Linked DNA regions of Homo sapiens: region 2 is linked to region 1. Evidence: chromatin contacts called from ENCODE Hi-C or POLR2A ChIA-PET data. All regions are on one chromosome and are shown on one strand. The core of a region is the stretch at or near the end of the contact, and the rest is flanking DNA. Distances in the headings are between cores, read along the strand shown.

Evidence for each region. Hi-C counts contacts between places; a loop is a spot of excess contacts on that map. ChIA-PET counts read pairs that join two places held with the same protein, here RNA polymerase II (POLR2A).
Region 2: a loop to region 1 is called in a map of mesothelial cell of epicardium, with 24 times the contacts of the local background. The contact joins the enhancer-like site here to the promoter of TAS2R1 in region 1. A Hi-C loop is called at or near these places in 1 of 168 maps with a recorded cell type or tissue (mesothelial cell of epicardium). POLR2A ChIA-PET finds 5 or more read pairs at or near these places in 1 of 52 experiments (OCI-LY7).

What each region holds. Positions count from the first base shown.
Region 1 is chr5:9,627,814-9,631,602 of GRCh38, reverse strand. TAS2R1 (taste 2 receptor member 1) reads left to right here and starts at 1,252. Exons shown (of 1, transcript NM_019599.3): 1 at 1,252-3,789. The coding sequence starts at 1,571. The coding sequence ends at 2,470. It overlaps LOC124900938 (a long non-coding RNA gene), which reads right to left and starts at 1,660. Exons shown (of 3, transcript XR_007058688.1): 1 at 1,586-1,660; 2 at 1,178-1,319.
Region 2 is chr5:9,923,444-9,927,176 of GRCh38, reverse strand. No RefSeq gene overlaps it. Among named protein-coding and RNA genes, the nearest start is that of LINC02112, 21 kb to the right of the region's middle. Within about 2 kb of position 2,441, at least 3 of the 41 ENCODE cell types and tissues checked have a DNase peak (open chromatin) inside an H3K27ac peak, as active enhancers do.

The sequences.
Region 1 (3,789 bases), core at 3-2,502:
GTGTTTATTGAATTGGTCCCCACTTTGTGCTCTGGTGATGAATTGTCTAAAGAACTAACTTGGCTGGGAGTGGTGGCTCATGCCTATAATCCTAATACCTCAAGAGGCTGAGGCAGGAGAATTGCTTGAGGTCGGGAGGTTAAGGCTAGCCTGGGCTATGTAGCAAGACTCCATATCTATGAAAAATTTTTAAAAAGCAGTCAGGCATGGTGGTGCATATCTATAGTCCTAGCTACTCAGAAGGCTGAGGCAGGAGGATTACCTGAGTCCAGGAATTTGAAGCTGCAGTGAGCTGTGATTATACCACTGCACTGCAACTTAGGTGACAAAGCAAGACTCTGTCTCTAAAGAGAGAGAGAGGACTTAGTTTTATATCACATTATATATGTGGCTCATTCTGCCTTTAGTCTTGGGATAACTGGAAGGTACAAACTATACTTTATCTACCTTTGTCCCGTCATAGTGGTTCTGCCACTCTTGAACATTTGGCAATGTCTCGAAACATTTTGGCTGTTACAGCCTGGGGAGGGTATCTGGTGGGTAGAGGACAGGCATGTGGTAGACATTCTGCATTTCCTAGATTGCACAGGACAGCCCGTGCCTAACAAAGAGTTATGTAGCCCAAAATGTCAATAATGTAAAGACTGAGAAAACCCACTTCAGCATTACAGGCAGCACGGTATACATATTAAGAAATACCAACTTAATTTTTCATAGTGCATTACAGACTGAAAGCAACAAATTTAATCATGTATTATTTTATCTTTACTTTTCTACTAGAACAACTAGCTCATGTCATAAAACTCTCATAATTTTGGAAAAATAAGAGAGAAAAGATTTTAACCCCTGAATTACTCTGCAGATGCTGACCAGGGTGAACAGTGCTGAGTGCTTGTCTTCATTTCATTACACCTTACTTTTCTTTAGGCCTTTGACCTGGTGTACACATGTATGTGCAAGCCTAATTACTTTGATTTTATACTTAGAGATACTTTTATTATGTATATTTTATTCTATAACTATTTTACAGATAGTTTTGAATTGCTCAACCATTGCATATTGGAGAACTACTCAGGAGTCCTATGTTGCTGGTTGTACCATATCATCATAACATAAGTGAAAATTTCAAAAATGTATATTTTTAAAGAGTACACGATAACATTAAGTAGAATCACACCTGTAGGCAAAATCAATTATTCATAGTAGAGATGAAGAATTGAGTATCTTTGGCTAATTACTATGGAGGAGCTGTTCTCCCAGCTGTCTGAAGGTGTCTGATTCCATTATTTGCCTGTGATGACTTTGAAAGCTAGGTAAACCTGTAAAATGCAAAAGCCATCAATAAGAAGCAAATTGATGCTAGAGTATCTCCTCCTTATTTGACTGTCTCAGAACTAAATAGAGAAAGCAGTGACATAAACAAATGTACACCACCTTCCTGCCCCATGCCTTTATTGTTAGTCTTCTTCCCCAGAGGAGTCCTGATCTAATTGAAGAGCGTGAACAACCCAACCTGTCCAAAACTTTATAACTTCATTATTTTTTAAGTAAATAATTTTTTATTCCTAAAATGCTAGAGTCTCACCTCATTATCTATTTTCTTCTTGCAGTGATACAATTTCTTCTTGGGATTTTCACAAATGGCATCATTGTGGTGGTGAATGGCATTGACTTGATCAAGCACAGAAAAATGGCTCCGCTGGATCTCCTTCTTTCTTGTCTGGCAGTTTCTAGAATTTTTCTGCAGTTGTTCATCTTCTACGTTAATGTGATTGTTATCTTCTTCATAGAATTCATCATGTGTTCTGCGAATTGTGCAATTCTCTTATTTATAAATGAATTGGAACTTTGGCTTGCCACATGGCTCGGCGTTTTCTATTGTGCCAAGGTTGCCAGCGTCCGTCACCCACTCTTCATCTGGTTGAAGATGAGGATATCCAAGCTGGTCCCATGGATGATCCTGGGGTCTCTGCTATATGTATCTATGATTTGTGTTTTCCATAGCAAATATGCAGGGTTTATGGTCCCATACTTCCTAAGGAAATTTTTCTCCCAAAATGCCACAATTCAAAAAGAAGATACACTGGCTATACAGATTTTCTCTTTTGTTGCTGAGTTCTCAGTGCCATTGCTTATCTTCCTTTTTGCTGTTTTGCTCTTGATTTTCTCTCTGGGGAGGCACACCCGGCAAATGAGAAACACAGTGGCCGGCAGCAGGGTTCCTGGCAGGGGTGCACCCATCAGCGCGTTGCTGTCTATCCTGTCCTTCCTGATCCTCTACTTCTCCCACTGCATGATAAAAGTTTTTCTCTCTTCTCTAAAGTTTCACATCAGAAGGTTCATCTTTCTGTTCTTCATCCTTGTGATTGGTATATACCCTTCTGGACACTCTCTCATCTTAATTTTAGGAAATCCTAAATTGAAACAAAATGCAAAAAAGTTCCTCCTCCACAGTAAGTGCTGTCAGTGAGAGAGAAGTTGGATCAGTTCAAAGAACCCATGATTCAATGATTTACCCATGCCTGCCACACTTCCCTCAGCCAGACAAAGCAGCCTGTTCATAAATATACAACATGTCCCCTTCAGGCCTGTTTATCCAGCCTGAGGTATTTCTGTGGATATGCTACTTTTTCAAGCAGTTAAACTGATTTTGAAAGCACAACATATGTTGATGGATTACATCAATTTCAATATCCTGGTAGTGATATTGTACTATCATCGTGCAAGTTGTTACCATTGGGAAAACTGAGTAAATGGTTCAGGGTCTTTCTGTATTCCTTCTTACAAATGCATTCAAATCTACAATTATTTCAAAATTAAAAGTTTGATGAAAAAGAAAAGCACTTGTTTGAACTCGTGATGTCAGAAGGACACATGAATGCTGTATGGTCCATGAATATCTGACGCCTTGTCTTTGATGGTTTTTCCTGACCTTAACGGGCTGACTGTTCATTTCTTGTCTACCTGGATATTATTTCTGTTCTGTCTGTTGGAGTTGCAGGCAGTGGAGCCATTCTTTCTCCTCAGATCACAAAGGAAGCAAGGACAAGCAGGCCTTCTCCATCCTTATAAGCATATTCTCCTACTTCATCCTGCAGAGAGCCTAGATGCCATGGTGACATGGCCAATCAACTGATAAAGGGGAAGACAGATGGAGGAGGAGGAGGAGTAGAGGACTGAATGCCTGTTTTCCATTTCTCCTAGCTGTGCACTCTGAACAGACAATAACTTGCAAAGATGTTTTATTTTGTATTTGTGTGCCTGACTTTGAGACCCTTTCAACCCAGAGTGGTAATTTGGAACTCCTCCTGCATTGCCTGTCTTCCCAATGAAGCAACATCAGTAGGTGGGTGGGGCTGGGGGTGTCTCCGTCTGCTTCAAGTCACAAATGCATTTTCTGTTTGGTTGAGATTTTGAATACTAAGAGATAGATAGATAGATAGATAGATAGATAGATAGATAGATAGATAGATAAATTATGGAGATAGATATACTTGTATATTTCCAAAACAGCTTCAGAACCATTTTGCTTCCAGACAAGTAAATGAAGTAAAAAATGTTCTTAAGCTCAGCGGTAACTTGTAGTTCAGGCGTGATGATGCAAAGCAGGTTTAGGTTTAGATTTTTCAATCACCAGTAATAGGAACCCAAATACAGCTTTTCTAACCCAAGCCACGCAGGCCTGGTTATAATACACCAATGAAGGATTTTGCTTCAGGAGATTCAGGGACGTACTTATCTTCTTGGGCATGGGAACTAAGCTCTGAGTGTACTCTCAACTTCCCACAG
Region 2 (3,733 bases), core at 1,192-3,691, 290 kb before region 1:
TTGCTAACTCAAAGTTGAAGGCAAGGGAGGCTCACTTTAGTTTCTTAATCTAGTATTTGCTTAGTTTTTGTCATCTACTATTTTGTTCTCTCTCTTAAAGCTTTACATGGAGTCTTTTTGAAAAATCAAATAAAGCTACATAACACCTGCTTTCTTACATTTCTTCATCAACTTCGATGGAGGTGAATAAATTTTGACTTCTTGGCCATATTCTTTAAAAATTAAATTCTGGAAAGTTAGTTAAGGATGATTTCTTTCACATCTGAACCCTTTTTGCTTAAGCCATTTTTTCTACATTGTTTGCTTTACTAGTTTTCAAATACTATTCTTTTTCCAGATTAGGTCTCTAGAAGAAATTTTAATTTGTATTCTAAATTTCCATGGTTTGTTTAATTCTCTGGTAGATATGTATATGCATGTTTAAATCAATCTGAATTAAGCTTGAAATTGGACATTGAGCAGAGAATCGTGGCATGGCCACAGGAATCCCCACTCTTACCACAGGGCATAGGCAGTTGCAAGTGGGCACTAAATGCTTTGGTGTTGAGTTTTCAGGTAACTCAGGTTTATTTTGGACACTGCCATTGCCAGGACCTCTCCTCTTCTTGCAGATATTCTACTCTTTACTCTGCCTTATTTGTTAATACAAAACAGTGATTTCAAATCAAAGTAAATAATATCATTGGTGGCTCCATGCTGTATGCCAGTCATAGGCTTAATAACTATGGATGATACACAGCATTTTTAAAAAGTATCACTGCATGTTCCATTGCCATAGTCAAATAACAATGAAAGCCTTAAATATCAGTTTTTGATATCAAAACACTTCATGGTTAATTGGTGAATTAGTCATGCAAACAGTAATTACTGCAGGAAATCTAAGAAGGGAGAGATCAATTTAAAAATTATTTTTCAAAATGAAATGGATTTTAATTGTTTTTTATGCTTGCAGACATAATATGCACTTATTATAAACAGTATGCAGAGATGCTAAAAAGAATGAACCAGAAGTCATCTGTAATTTCTACATAGAGGTAACCACTATTAACAATTTAGGATATAGCCTTCTAGGCTTTTTTTTTTAGTTGTTGTTGTTCTATAGTAACATATCAGTTAGTCTTTGCTTCATTACAAACCATCTCAAAGCTTAGTGGCTTGAAATGCTAACCATTTAATAAATGATTCTGTCAACAAAAAGACTCAAACTCTGTAAAATGTTTGAAAAGATTTATTCTGAGCCAAATATGAGTGACCATGGCCTGTGACACAGCCCTCAGGAGGTCCTGAGAACAAGTGCCCAAGGTGGTTGGGGTGCAACTTGGTTTTATACATTTTAGGGAGGCATGAGACATCAATCAAATTACATTTGAGAAACACATTGGTTCAGAAAGGCAGGACAACTCAAAGTGGGAGGGGCTTCCAGGCTATAGGTAAATTTAAACATTTTCCTACTGACAATTGGTTGAGTTTGTCTAAAGACCTGGGATCAATAGAAAGAAAACCTTCAGGTTAAAATAAAAGATTGTGGAGACCTGGGTTCTTTTGAAGTCTTACAGTGGCTGCCCTTAGAGACAATAGATGACAAATGTTTCCTGTAAAAGGTGTTAGACTCCTACTTAATCTCCTGAGGATTGGGAGGCCTGGAAGAAAAAGATCTAGCTATGTTAATAGAGATTCTTTACAAATGTACATTTTTACCCAGAAAGGACAGCTTTGCAGGACCATTTTAAAATATGGCAAAGAAACATGTTTTGGGATAAAATATGTTGACTTTCTTCTTTGTCACATAGTGTTATATGCCATATTGGATTTGGAAAGTAAGTCACGATATATAGGGTTAAATAAAACCCATCTGGTGAGAATTTATAGTTTGTAGGGTATGACTCCCCAGACCCCTTAGATAGGAATTTGGGCAAGATAAAAAAAATTCAGCATAGTCTGCAATTATTAAGGTTGCAATTTGGGCTGGGTTCAGCTGGTCAGTTCTGGTCCAGGCCAGTCTCAGGTGACTGCAGCTGTTGAATGGTGGTGTTAAGTTGCCCATGATTTGCAGTAATGTGCCACCATGTTTCAGTCCATGGGTGCTCAGTAGTGAGAATGAGGGGTCAGATGCACCCAGAGGTGGTGTCGCCTGTTCAGAATGTGAGAGGGAAGTGGGAGGGGGCAGCTCCCCTCAACCTCAGCTGAGCTTGGTCCTGTGTGGGCAGTGAGCTGGTGATGGGTCTTGACTAGCATGGGTAGGAGAGCTAAATCCTTTCTTCAGTGGCTTCTCTTGCTGCACGAGGCTGCTTGGTCTGGTTCACAAGGCTGTCTCAGGTTTCAAGAGCAGCAGAAAGGCAACTCCAATACGCAAGCACTTTTCAAGTCATTGCTTAAGTCATGTTTGCTATTGTCTCACTGGTGAAAAGGAAGTTGCATGACTAAGCCTAGAGTCATTGTGAAAGGAACCATAGAAAGGCATGAATACAGGGAGGCATGAACAAACTGGGCACACTACAGAAACTAGATCTACATAGTTCTAATATTTTAGCACAATGAGATCCTACTATACACTGTTCTAGTCAGGGTTCTCCAGAGAAATGGAACCAATAGGAGGTATATGTATGCACAGAAAGATATTTATTATAAGTAATAGGCTCACATGATAATAGAGTTTGGCAAGTTTCAATATCTCACTCACTCCAGAGTGAGTTGGCAAGCTAGAGATTCAAGAGAGCTGATGGTTTAGTTCCAGCTCGAGTCTGAAGGCCTGAAAGTCAATAGGGCTGACAGTATAGTTTTAGTCTGAAGGCTGGCAAGCTCAAGGAAGAGCCAATGTTTCAGTTCAAGATCAAAGGCAGGAAAAAGTCAATGTCCCAGTTCAAAGGCAGTCAGTCTGGAAGAATCTTCTTTATTTGGGGTAGGGGCAGTCTTTTTGTTCAAGTTCTTGGATGACTGGTTGAGACCCACCTACATTAGGGTGGGCAATCTCTTTTACTCAATCTACCAATTTAAATGCTAATCACACCCAAAAACATCCTTACAGAAATACCCACAATTATGTTTGAACAAATATCTGGGCACCTTGTAGCCCAGTCAAGTTAACATATTAAAATTAACCATCACACATGCTATTGCAAACTCTGCTTTTTAATTTTAAATATATGTCAAGGACCTTTTTTTGTGTCTGTAAATATAGTTGGATATCATCATTTCTGATGGCTGTATAGCTTACTATTGATATAATTTCTATTCTATTGACAAACATTTCTTATATTTAATTGTTATATTTTATAATGAAATTTGATGTGTATTAACAAACTGTCCTCTGAATAATTTTTACATTCTCACCAGAAAGTTTAAGAGTTTGACTATAATACCTTCACTAACACTGACTGATAGTTCATTCAGAAAATATTTAGTGAGCATCTACGTGCACGGCAGTATTTCAGGAGCTTGGTATGCTCCTTAAAGTATCAGAGCAGGCAAGGTTCCTGCCATCATGAGACTTCCATTCTAGTGGCAGAAATACACAGTAAGCAAACAAACACATAGCTCAGCAAAGTACCATGACAGGTGGGGCAAAGGATGTCAATGGTGTAATATTATATAAACATAAAGGGGTGGAGGTAACTATTGTAGACAGGATCATAGTTTTTATTTTTGCCAATCTAACTGCTAGAAGGAGAAATCACTTTAATTCTGAGTGGGAAAGAAAAATCATATGAAGAAAGTTGAATTTGAATTGGATTTT